2 separate regions of the Mus musculus genome follow, and region 2 is linked to region 1. The links are chromatin contacts, found by Hi-C or POLR2A ChIA-PET in ENCODE. All regions are on one chromosome and are shown on one strand. Each heading gives the region's core, a stretch centred on a gene start or an enhancer-like site at or near the end of the contact. The rest is flanking DNA. Distances are from core to core; before and after follow the strand shown. Region 1 overlaps Camk2b (calcium/calmodulin-dependent protein kinase II, beta). Region 2 overlaps Nudcd3 (NudC domain containing 3).

What was found. Hi-C counts contacts between places; a loop is a spot of excess contacts on that map. ChIA-PET counts read pairs that join two places held with the same protein, here RNA polymerase II (POLR2A).
Region 2: a map of regulatory T cell shows a loop between it and region 1 (2.1-fold over the local background). The contact joins two enhancer-like sites. A Hi-C loop is called at or near these places in 1 of 37 maps with a recorded cell type or tissue (regulatory T cell). POLR2A ChIA-PET finds 5 or more read pairs at or near these places in 1 of 5 experiments (embryonic stem cell).

Annotation. Positions count from the first base shown.
Region 1 is chr11:6,047,195-6,053,240 of GRCm38, reverse strand. The region is part of intron 1 of Camk2b (calcium/calmodulin-dependent protein kinase II, beta); the gene reads left to right. Among named protein-coding and RNA genes, the nearest start is that of Camk2b, 16 kb to the left of the region's middle. Within about 2 kb of position 2,975, at least 1 of the 3 ENCODE cell types and tissues checked has a DNase peak (open chromatin) inside an H3K27ac peak, as active enhancers do.
Region 2 is chr11:6,151,830-6,157,875 of GRCm38, reverse strand. All of the region lies in intron 2 of Nudcd3 (NudC domain containing 3), which reads left to right. Among named protein-coding and RNA genes, the nearest start is that of Nudcd3, 46 kb to the left of the region's middle. Within about 2 kb of position 3,318, at least 1 of the 3 ENCODE cell types and tissues checked has a DNase peak (open chromatin) inside an H3K27ac peak, as active enhancers do.

The DNA.
Region 1 (6,046 bases), core at 1,726-4,225:
CATGTGCACTTTTCTCTCTTGGGGCTTGGTCCACAGAACAGCAGTACAGTGTCCTCTGTGGTGGGCCTCCCAGGACACATATGTGGTTGCCCTGAAAGGCAACTGAGGACCAGGGGAATGTGGACCAGAGCCAATGAGCACTGGCTGCATTTCAGGACCATGGTTGGGTGGCAGGACGAGGGATAAGTCCCTATGGATGCATGCCTGGGAGGTCCTTGAGAGTGTGATGTCATAAGACCATCTGTGGGGCTGGATATATACCTGACTCATGGGTCTCATTGTGTCCCCAGAAACTAATGTGGCTCACCTAGCAGAGATGAGGACCCTCACCCATCCTGGGCCTATTACTTTCCCTTCCCCATGTATACCCTCATCATAGTAGCCCCCAGGAACTGAGGGAGAGCATCCTTCACCCAAAAGTCCTGCCCAGATCCATGACATTGATGCCTTTCCCTCCCCTCAATTCCTCTGCAGGCCCAGGTTCATTTTCTCTTTATCTAACTTATCTTTGCCAGTGGCAGACATGATGGACACCTACCTTGTTGGGAGGATCTCTGACTCTATCTCTGTGGCAAGATGTCCTTCAAGGTGCTAGGTCTGGGGAGGGGCAAGGGCTGTGTCCACTTCAAGGGCCTATGCACAAAACTTATCCCAGCCCCGCAACTGGCTTTTAGTTCACTATTTACTGCCTGGAACCATGATAGATTTCTGCCCCACACCACACCCCTTGAATCTTTAGCATTTTCACCAGAGGTTAAGGTTTGATTGGTCACACGAATCACAGGGACTCTTTTTAGACACACACACTTTAAGAGCTGGGGAATGTAGCTCAATGGTAGAGCAAATTTTTCGATATGTGAGGTCTTGGATTTCTCTTTTTTCATTTTCATTTTATTTTATGTGTATGTGTTTTGACTGCATGTGTGCCTGTGCACCATTTGTGTACAGTGCCCATAGGGGTCAGAAGAAGACATTGGATCCCCCAAAAGTGGAGTTACAGATGGTTGCGAGGGGAATCAAAGCCGGGTCCTCTGGAAGAGCAGCCAGTGCTCTTAACCAGTGAGCCACCTCTCCAGTGCTCTTTCATTATTTTTTAAAGATCCCCAGAGACACAGCCACATACACCACTGGAACTTTCTTCCTTGTGGTAGAATACATGTAACACTTAGCATCTCCATCGCTCACGGATGCAGTTGAGTGGCATCAGCAATGCTTCACTGCTGTAGACAATCACTGTTTACAGTGTTTGCCCAATCCCCATCATCCACCATCCCGGCAACCACTCTTCTACCTTCTGCCTCTGGCGTCACTCTCCTGAGGGCTTTGTAGAGACAAAACTATTCTGCATGCCATCTAATCCACACAGTGTCTGCCAGGGGCACTCCTGTGGGAGTGTGGGTAGGAACCACCTTCCTAAATCTATTCCATTGCCTGGCTGGACACACTTTAGGTTCATCCTTTAGTGGACTCTTGGGTTTCATCCACCATGTGAATTATACAAATTTGGATGTCACTGTGTAGAGGACATTTTTATGGACATGTTAGGTGCCCTTCTGCTGGACACAAGTTAGGAGCTGCTGGTCTGTTTGGCCTTGGACTGCCTTGCATCTGTGGGTTTCAGTCTCCAACCTATAAACCATGAGTGTCCCTAAGACCCTCTGTTGTTTATATGGAAACCCACTTTTTGCACATGAGACTTGTTGCTGAGTCCTTGCAGGATGGGCTGGTGCCTGGCAAGTGAGGTGAACACAGATCTGGGTGCAGTGTAGAGTCCTTAAGAACAGAGCAAGATGGGTGAAATCAGATTGACTGGCGGTGTAAGAGATCCCCAGTGCCAAGAAACTCTAACCTATAAATGCCTTGTAGGATAAAGTTGCTGCAGCCTCTGATCTGGGAAGCTGCGTGTTCTAAGTGTAGCTACTGCTTGGTGTCCAGCGTTCTTGAGATACCCTCTCCAGACCAGGAATGTCATGTCTCCTTGCCTGTCCTCCATGAGCTAATGTGGCCTTGGCTGTCACTCTGTTCAAAGGTAATTTCAGACCCTCTGGGGTTTGATGCAATTCTTGTCTCGTCTCTCTGCATGGTGACTTCCCCGCTGTCCCTTCCCTGGGCACAGTGACCAACAGCCTCTGCCAGGAGGATGTGACCGGCTCTGGAGTGATACCTTTGAAGGGGTGGCCTGATGGCTGTCAGTGGCCTTCTGTGGGAGCCACCGCTGGGCCGACGTTCTGTCAACTCACGATTTGGGACAGTTTCTTCCTCATTGGCACACATTCACATGCTCCTGTCCCACAGATGTCTCAATGTCACAGGCTGCTATCCAAGGTGACCCCTTCCTGCTAGCATGCTATAAGGCCACAGACAGGAGTCTGAGGTTGTCAAGCTGAGGCAGGGAGTCGCTGTACAGTATGATGTGTCAATGCGTCGCCATCCCTGTCTATGCTCTTACCCTGGGGTTAGATGGCGCCTCTGTATTTGGAGATATCTTGTGTTCCTTTAGGGCCTTTTATATATTGTGTGGTGGAGCCAGAACTCAAACATCCAGGACAGGCCGTGAGGGTGCTCCACAGCTCCCAGATCCTTAGACTGTCTTAGCACAGTGGTTTTGAAGTTGACCCTGCCAGGCCAGTAGCGCCTCGACCCAAGAGCCCTCCTTCAGCTAGCCATTCTGCTCAGAAGAAGACCCCACCTGGTTGTAGTCAGACCTTTCTTTCTGAGTTGCTATGGTACCTGCCTGCTCTTTGGGATGGCACCTGGTGTTAAGATAGCACTTTGAGGACTTTGTGGTTGTAGTGAGTGCCTGGCATGCAAAGCAGACAGAGTTCTGGGCAGAGGACACAAGCTGCCCTCTGCAGAGAACCATCAATAGTCCAGTGCCCTCTGTGCCTGCTGCACCTTTCTGGCCCTGCCCAGCCTGGCAGACAACAAGGACAGACCAGCATGGACAGATGCCTGGGGAGAGATGCCCAATCAGTCCCCGGATTCACAGCAGGGGGTGTTGAGAGATTGGACCAGCGCTGCATGGTCAGGCCTGTTGCTAGGCAAAGTGCCTTCTGGAGGCATAGTGTAGACAGTCTGGGTGCCGGTGGTCACCTGTGTTTTCCACACACAGGGGCCATGCCTGGGGCCCCTCCCAACCTTTTCATTGTAGTCTCCCTCTCACCTTCGTCCTCTCTTAAAAAATGGGGTGACCTTGTCTGGCTCCCAGGCATCCCAACAAAGGGGTTACAACTGGAGAGTCCTGAAGGTAAGCACCGCGGAGCCTAAGGATGTGGAGAATCACCAGCAGCCCTGGCAGGGCAGGGGCAGTTAGTGAGGACAGGAGCTGTGTGCGTGTGTGTGTGTGTGTGTGTGTGTGTGTGTGTGTGTGTGTGTGTGCGTGCGTGTGTGTCTGCCATCTGTAAGGTCAGACTCAGGGAGGCACAGGCCCTGTGACAATTAAGTGCCAGTATCCCCTAACAGGTAGAGGCTGCTGCACATTTGCACTCTTGGGACATAGAGAAGATGTAGTTTTGTCCTCAGAGTGCCCACCCTAATGTTTTGGGGACAGTGCTCTGAGCCATCTTTCTCAAGTACTTTCTATGTCACTGAGACCATGGCAGATTCACATAGCATCAAAGCTGAAGGTGCTGAAGAGGTGACTTCCCTCACATAAAGAGCACCTATTGGCCAATAAGAAAAGAGCCAGAACCCCAACTGATACATAGATAAAGGGGCAGAGTACAAAAAACAAACAAAGGTTGTGTTTGTAAAACAAAGAAAGGAAACAAGAACAGGCTTCTGTCTTTTAGGTTCTTGATAGCCTGCATGCTGATAAGCCATCTCACCCAGGCTAGGGCCCAGGCTCAGGCTCAGGCCCAGGCCCAGGCCCAGGCTCAGGCTCAGGCTCAGGCTCAGGCTCAGGCTCAGGCTCAGGCTCAGGCCCAGGCTCAGACCTAGGCTCAGTCTCAGCTCTCCTGTGGATGGGGACCAGGGCCCAGGCTGCATGCCTGTAAGCACTAAGCCTGGAGGTTGGTCAGCCTTGGATGTGCCTAAAGGCCTCTTGATGTGGGCAGTTAAGGAATGTCAGAGATGTGGCTGAGCCTGGGGGCCTGTCCCTAGAGCTGAAAGCCAGCCAGTGTGATTCCACCACTGAGTCCCAACAGTCCCTTCTGCTCTCCCTTTCTCCCGGATCCTCCCCTCCCCTCTTCCTCCTGCTGCCACCTCCCCTGCCTGCACTCTCCTTCTGCAGAGGAGGATGCTTGTGGTAGGGGGTCATAGTCAAGATCTCCCCCAAGTGCTGACACTGCAAGGCACATATTGTCATACTGTGTCCCCAGCACCCTGAAGTATCTTCTCCTGATGCTCTGAGGGCCCTTGTCACTCAAGTGTGGGTGTTTCCCTGCGTGGCCAGTGCACCAGTGTGGTTTGATGTCTGGTGCGTCTCTGCATTGGGTTTTCAAAATCCTTCTCTGTCTTGGCATTGTTTCTTTATAATTTCATCTGGAGGCGGATTTTTACTATGTAGCCCAGGCTGGCCTCAAACTCAGAATCTTCCCAGCTTCTCCCAATGTCACTTCCATCCCAGGGAAGAAAATGGAAAGGGTTTTGTTGTTGTTGTTGTTGTTGTTGGTGCTTTGCTTTGTTTTATTAAATGAGCCTCATTTTAGAGTAGTTTTATGCTTACAGGCACGGGGCTCCCATCTGTCCCTTCTCCACCCCTGTCTTACTAACTTTTCTCTCTGCGGTGTCCACACACTGACAAGAAACTTACGGAAGGAAGCGTTTATTTTGGTTCCCAGTTTAAGAAAAAAGCTTACTGTGCCGGGAAGGCAGGCCAGCAGGAGCGGAGGCAGCTGGTCACATCGCATCCACAGTCAGGAAACAGAGCAAACCACTGCAAGTCCCATGCCCTGAAGTCGCACTGCCAGCTCATAAAGCCACTACTTGGGGACCAAGTGGTCCAACACACAAGCCTGCGAGGATATCCCACTCTAACCACAACACACACAAGCCTATGAGGGTATCCTACACTCTAACCACAACACACACAAGTCTAGGACGGTATTCCACACTCTAACTACAACACACACAAACCTAAGAGGGTATCCTACAGTCTAACCACAACACACACAAGTCTAGGACGGTATTCCACACTCTAACTACAACACACACAAACCTAAGAGGGTATCCTACAGTCTAACCACAACACACACAAGTCTAGGACGGTATTCCACACTCTAACCACAACACTCACAAACCTAAGAGGGTATCCTACAGTCTAACCACAACACACACAAGTCTAGGACGGTATTCCACACTCTAACCACAACACTCACAAACCTAAGAGGGTATCCTACAGTCTAACCACAACACACACAAGTCTAGGACGGTATTCCACACTCTAACCACAACACTCACAAACCTAAGAGGGTATCCTACACTCTAACCACAACACTCACAAGCTTAGGAGTATATCCCACACTCTAACAATAACACCTACCCACCCTGTATTCTTCTAACATTTTCTCTGTTTTTATTTTATGTGTATTCATGTTTTGCTGTATACTTGTAAGCACCACATGTGACCAGTGCCCGAGGAAGCCAGAAGAGGACATCGACTTCACCAGAGTAGGAGTTAGGGTAGGTTGCAAACCCCTGGATGTGGGTGCTGGGAACCAGATTTTAGTCCCATGTAAGAACAGGATGTGCTTAGCTGCTGAGCCACATGTTCTGCCCCTGATATGTCATTTTTAACCAAAGTTCACAGTTGACATTAGAGGTCACCTTGTGCGTTCTTTGATTATGGACAAATGTGTAATGACACATATCCACCATTGCCATACAATGTAGTGTCACTGCTCTGAGTGTCCTCTGGGCTCTCCTTAGACATCCCTCCCCCAAACCTTGGACACCTTGTTTACCATCCCAGTATCATTTGCAGCAGTTGGGGCACGGGAACCGTCTAGGGAGCCATCCAGGGCGTGGCCTTTCAGACTGAGTTCTTTCATTTGGAGCCTCATCAGGTTCCTCAACGTCTTTCCATGACTTGGTGCTCGTTTGGTTT
Region 2 (6,046 bases), core at 2,069-4,568, 100 kb before region 1:
AAAACAGCAGAGATGTAACCAGAATTTTAGAGAAGGTTATTGGCTAGGAAATATGAATGTAGAGCCGTTCTGCTGGTAAATATGAATTGAGATTACACTGAGAAACTGCTTTCCCTTATTGTTACCTGTAAGATTTTACAGTCTAGTAGTATGAGGCATGAATGCTGTGGATTTTGTAGCATTACTCCATATTGCTAGAGAGGGTGAAGTAGGGTAGTCACCTGAGAAATGGGTAAGCATTCTCTCTTAAGGTTGGACTTGACAGCTTTGACACACTAGTTGCACACACACACGCACGCACGCACGCACGCACGCACGCACTTGTTCCATTCAGTCCCAGGTCCTGGCCTGGCTGCTGTGTCCTTGGTTTTAGTGACCATGCTTCTGTTCCTTCCCTCTCCTGCTTCTTTCTCATCTTTCTTGAGACATGCAAGTTGGAGTTAACTTAATGCTTTGTATTTGGAAACAGGAATGCCTGCCAGGTGAGGCGGCTCTCTCAGTCAGCATGTGGCATCCATTTAGCTCACAGACATTTGGCAGGTGTTCTGGGCTGGCCCGAGCACTGACCGAGTCTTATCAGCCACCTGCCCGTGTATAGCGTTGGAAGAATGGTGCAGACATGTTGCTTTCATCACTGCTCACAGAGGATGGCTTGCTGGCTTCACCTTCTTTAGTATCTAGACTTTATTAATTGTAGTTCCCACAGAGCATTTATTAGTGACTTTTAGAATGACTTATGCTCTGTCACTAAGATTGCTGATGATTTGGAAGCTTAATAGCTTTCAAGAGAATACAACATACATTATATTAGAATGTGTCACGTGGTGTTTGAGCACACAAGAAACTGGTTTTGGAAATGGTGTTGCTACCCTCTGATTCAGACCCAATATTTTTATGTCTAGTATCCTCTGAGAAGACCCTTACTGACTGGCTCCCCTAATGCTGAGACAGAAAAATGAGCAGTCAGCCCAGGAGTGAAAACGCTGCCGTCTCATGAATATCCAAACGGTGACCTGTTGCCAACTGGCCAGTGTTCCTATGGAAGGGAGCAGCTGGACAGTCAGCCACGAGAGGAAACTCAGTTAGGACTCCACCTCAGCTTCCTCAGTCAGTTTCTATTGGATGTTGTGAGCACCCAACATTGCTCTCTGTTCTTTTACTTGGAAACCTCACCCAGAAGGGCACTCTGCTCTGCTCTGCATGCTATTCTTGATGGGGCGCTCCATCAGGCTGCTTTGGTGGGGCTTTCTCTGTGACTTTCTGCTGGATATTTGTAAGCCTCCGACTTGATGGCAGTATTTTCCTGTTATTATTTGGTCTTTTACTTGGAAGCCTCTCTCTGCTCTGCCCAAGACTCTATTGGGAACTCCAGGTGGCTGCCTTTAATTTCTGCTAGGTGTCTGAGTTCCCAGCTAATTTCTGCTGAGTGTTTGAGAATCTGATTTGATGGTGTTTTTCTGTTTTGTCTACCTACCTACCTACCTATCTATCTATCCATTTCTTTCACTTTTCCTTTACTTGGACTTGCTGTAAACTTAATAAATACATTATCCAAACCTAAACTATTCCTATTGCTAAGAATAGTCCATTTTCTGAAACATCTGAAAAGGAGCCCAGAACAGACTCTTCTTCCTTTGTAAAATGTGTTTTTATTTTATGTGTGTGTGCGTTTTGCCTGCAAGTGTGTCTGCTACTGGCATGCCTGATGCCTGTGGAGGTAAAAGAAGTTGTCAGATTCTTTGGACCTAGAGTGATGGATAGTTTTGGGTGCTGGGAATTGAATGCAGGTCCTCTAGAAGGGAAGGGCACAACGCAGGGTTAGAGCCTGGCAGGCCGAGAGTGTGAAGCTCCAGAACAGGACAGTGAATGAGCCATTTTTCTAACCATGGCTGTTTTATAAAGGGTCAGCAATAAAGAATCCAGAAGAAAAGTGACTGCATCTCCACCAGTTGGGAAGGACTTAGGTAAATCCTAGGTTGAAACTGAGCACTGCCAGGGAGGAGCTGACAAGAGAAGGAAGGATCCTTTATAGAAGGAGAATGGGAAATGAGGACTCTAATAACTAACTGAATATCTTTAATACCTCGCTGAAGTCACAGCTCAGAAAGATGTTGAGGAAAGAGAGGGGGGTGGGGAACAAAGTTGTAGAGAATGGCTACCTTCTGCTTAATACCTGTGGCATGTCCATCCACAGATGTGCCCCACATATGCACATAAGTATTGTGTGTGTGTGCATACACTTTGTCTCAGCCTATTCAGGCTGGTATAACAAAATGCCATAGACTGGTTGGTTTATAACAAGAATCTGTTTCTGAGTTTCAGATGCTAGAAGTTTACTGTCCAGTCATTGGTAGGTTCAGTGTTTGATGTGCATGCTCCTCACACACAATTTTTTCTATGTCTTCACATGGTGAAAAAGTAAAGGGTCCCTTTAAGGGCCTTTTAATAAGGACATTAGTCATCTCATCACATCCCTTTCACCAGCCTTTCTAAACCCCTCTTTCTGAAGCTGTCATGGTGACTGGACACATGAAGTTTGGAAGGACATAGATTTTTCAGACCATAGCACATACATGTTCTCTCTTCTGATGACCAAATGGACAGTACAGCCATAGGAGTGTGGTGAGGTCTGATTCATCATATCTGGGTTGACTGAGACTGGCAAGGATGGTGGACATTGTCACCCAAGCATAGGGTCAGTGAACTTTGATCACATTATGCAGGATCACGGTAATTGTTTATAGGGTGGACAGTATTAATCTCAAGAGGAGCAAAGAATGGCTCTGCCTACTTAGGGAGAGGGATGGCCTAGCAGCTCCGAGCTCCACTTCTGCTCTGTTGTGACCTTGGGAAGCCAGTCCCCCAGCTCCCTCCCATCATGTAGCAAATGCCTCCAGTATTCATCCTTTCTTGGGAAAGAAATGAGGGCAGTGCATATAACCCATTGAGTTTGGGATCCTATCTTGCACAGAAACCCCTGGGTTAAGGGTTTAGTCTCCTTTACTTACTTACTAGTAGAATATGTTCTACGAGCTGCTCTAAACCCCAGCTTGTCTGAACCTTTGTCTGTTTGTCTGTTTGTTTCTAGACAAACTGGAGGAGAAGCTTGAGGTTAGTTCAGTGACAGCTCAGCCCCTAGCATTGGAAAGCGGCAAACAGAAGGACAGAGGTCCTTTTGGTTTAAGAGATGGCTTCAAGCTGACAAAGTAGGTTGGGCTCCTGGCCAGGCTTGCTCCTATTCCCTGAGACAGTGATAGTTCCTCGTGACATTACCAGCCACACTCATTCACTGCAGGTGGTTCTAGTTTCCTGGCTTGCCCCACTTTGTGGTGCCTAGGCCTGTGGGAACTGTTTAGCAGTCAAAACTGTTGTGTCTACAAGGAGAGTTAGAGCTTGTGGTCCACAATGCCCAGCAGGATTCGGAGGCTGTGTTCTCTCTTTGTCAAGAGCTTTCTTGTCCCGTGCTCATCAGGAACAGAGTGGGAGCTCAGTGAGACTTGCTTGCTGACTCACTGGCTCACTCCCACCCTGATGCTGGAGCTCTGCTGCTCATCCCCCCCACCCCCCACCTCCTGCTGCAGGCCCACAGCTGCAGGGGTGGCCTTGGATTTGCTGGGTGGGGCTCAGAGCCACCTGCACTTGACAGGACACATTTTTACATACTGTTGGCTGGAAATAATCAACTTTATTTAAAGAGAATGTGGATTCAGAGTGCTATAAAAAGCAACCAGCAACCTGCTAGGGCTGTTTTAGGAGCAATTTTCCTGCCTGCTGAGAGGCCCATGCTAGGGGACTTGGGGGTCTATGCTGGAAGGACATAGTAGAAAGATAGACTAGCAGGTCCCAGGCAATAAATAGCCCCTAATGGGCATGCAGAGCTCGAGAACCTGGTAAGGGGTCAGGCAGAGAGACTTGCAGCCTTTGTCCTGAGGAATTGAGTTCATATGCCATACTGATCTTTGCATGAGGAGCCGATATGTATGTAAGAGCCGCTATCCAAGGCCTTTTTCCTATTACAGGCTTCTTTGTTCTTAGTCTCTGATCTCTTAGTCAAGTGCTAGGGCTATTTTGGTTTTAATTTCATGTGGGAAGGTATGTATATTTTCATATTCTTTTAAAAATATTTATTTTATGTGCACTAGTGTTTTGCCTTTGTAAAGGCACCATGTACTGCAGTGGTCAGAAGAGCAAGTTGGATTCCATAGAACTGGAGTCACAGGTGGCTATGAACCACGATATGGTACCAGCTCTCTCTTGTCTTCATAGTTTTGTCTATTTTAACATGGTAATATTGATAGGGTTCTCAGTGGAGAGGGATCTCTTTCTCCCTACTTACCAACTGTAGAGGTAGCCACTGTTACCCTGTTGTTGTTGCTGTTTTAATTTTCATAGATACCACTCCATATTCATGTGTGCCCATGACCAGTGTGAGCCTTGTACTACCAATGGGTTTCCCATGGGAGGGCCCAGTGGAAGATTGGTGGCTGGCCGGCCTGCACCGTTGGCTGCACTTGTTTCTTTGTACTCCATTTCAGGGCACTTTAGGGACTGGAACCCCGGGGCCACAGGTACATTGTCACTCCTGTCTGTGTTTGTATAAGTAGTTGCTATTCTCTTGGCTGAAATGTTTGCATATTGTAGGGAATTTGGATATTACCTAAGGAAGCAAAGAGGTCAGATCCTCTCTTACCACAAAAATCAAACCTGCTTATGCATGTATGCTCATTTCCTCTTCATAAAAACCGAGGCAATACCATATATAGAAGTTATATATCCCTTTCAACCTCTTCGGTTTTTTGTTGTTGCTGTGTTGAAAGGTTTTTCCATACCACTAGTCTAATTGAAATACTTGACTGTTCTATGTTTTCCTTGTTTTGGTGCCTTTCTCTTGCTGTCTTTTGTCAAGTCATCAGGCCAGGCGTCCTCTGTGGCTTTCAGTGCCTGTGTTCCCTGTGCTGCACAGTGCCTCCCCTCAGGTACTCGCCCAGTTTGTGTCCATGCTGATTGCTCACTGCCTGATCTTCTCAGTATTGAGTGCTGAGGTTTTAAATTGCCTCTGATGGAAGCGAATTTCTTAGCCATCTTGCTTGTGCAGTCACATCAAAGCTTAAACAACAGATACCTGAGATGAGGTGTGGGCTGGCTCTCACTCCTGAAGCTATATGGAAGAAGGATCCTTCTGGCCCACAGTTCTTGTTCCATCATTCTGATCTCTGCCTGTTCTCATTGTCGCCTTTACATCCTTTTCCTAGATAAGTGTGTGTTCAAAGTTTCCACTTGAAGATCAATGGTCATAGTGGGTGAGGGCCCACCTTAATTGACCTGATTATAACTGACTCAAGGATATAATTTGGTAGAACACAAATTACCTTCAGCAGCCTTCTCTTATCCAGCCCTCAGATTTCAGGCCATGTTGGAGGCCCAGTCTCTTAAATATAGGACACAAAAGTACACATACCATGGGTAAAAGTATTCTTTTTTAATTCTTTTTTTTTTTTAAGATTTTATTTATTATTATATGTAAGCACACTGTAGCTGTCTTCAGACACTCCAGAAGAAGGCGTCAGATCTCACTACGGATGGTTGTGAGCCACCATGTGGTTGCTGGGATTTGAACTCAGGACCTTCGGAAGAGCAGTCAGTGCTCTTAACCGCTTAGCCATCACACCAGCCCCAGTATTCTTTTTTAAAAGTGATTTTAAAAATTTTTATGTTATGTGCATTGGTGTTTGCCTGCATATATATATCTGTGTGAGGGTGTTGAATCCCTTGGAACTGTTGTTATAAGCAGTTGTGAGCTGCCATGTTGATGCTGGGAATTGAACCCAGGACCTCTGGAAAAGCAGCCAGTGCTCTTTAACCACTGAGCCATGTCTCCAGCCCCAAGACATCCTTAAAACTTGAGTGAGAAAACAGTGTCCTCTTTATTCACCCTTATCCAATCTTGGTCTTGTTTCTGTGTCAAAGCAATTGTAGGCCCTTGCAACTTAGTGCTTTCTGGAATGGGCAGAAGCAGTCATACTTTACAGTGTGTGGAACTCCCTGC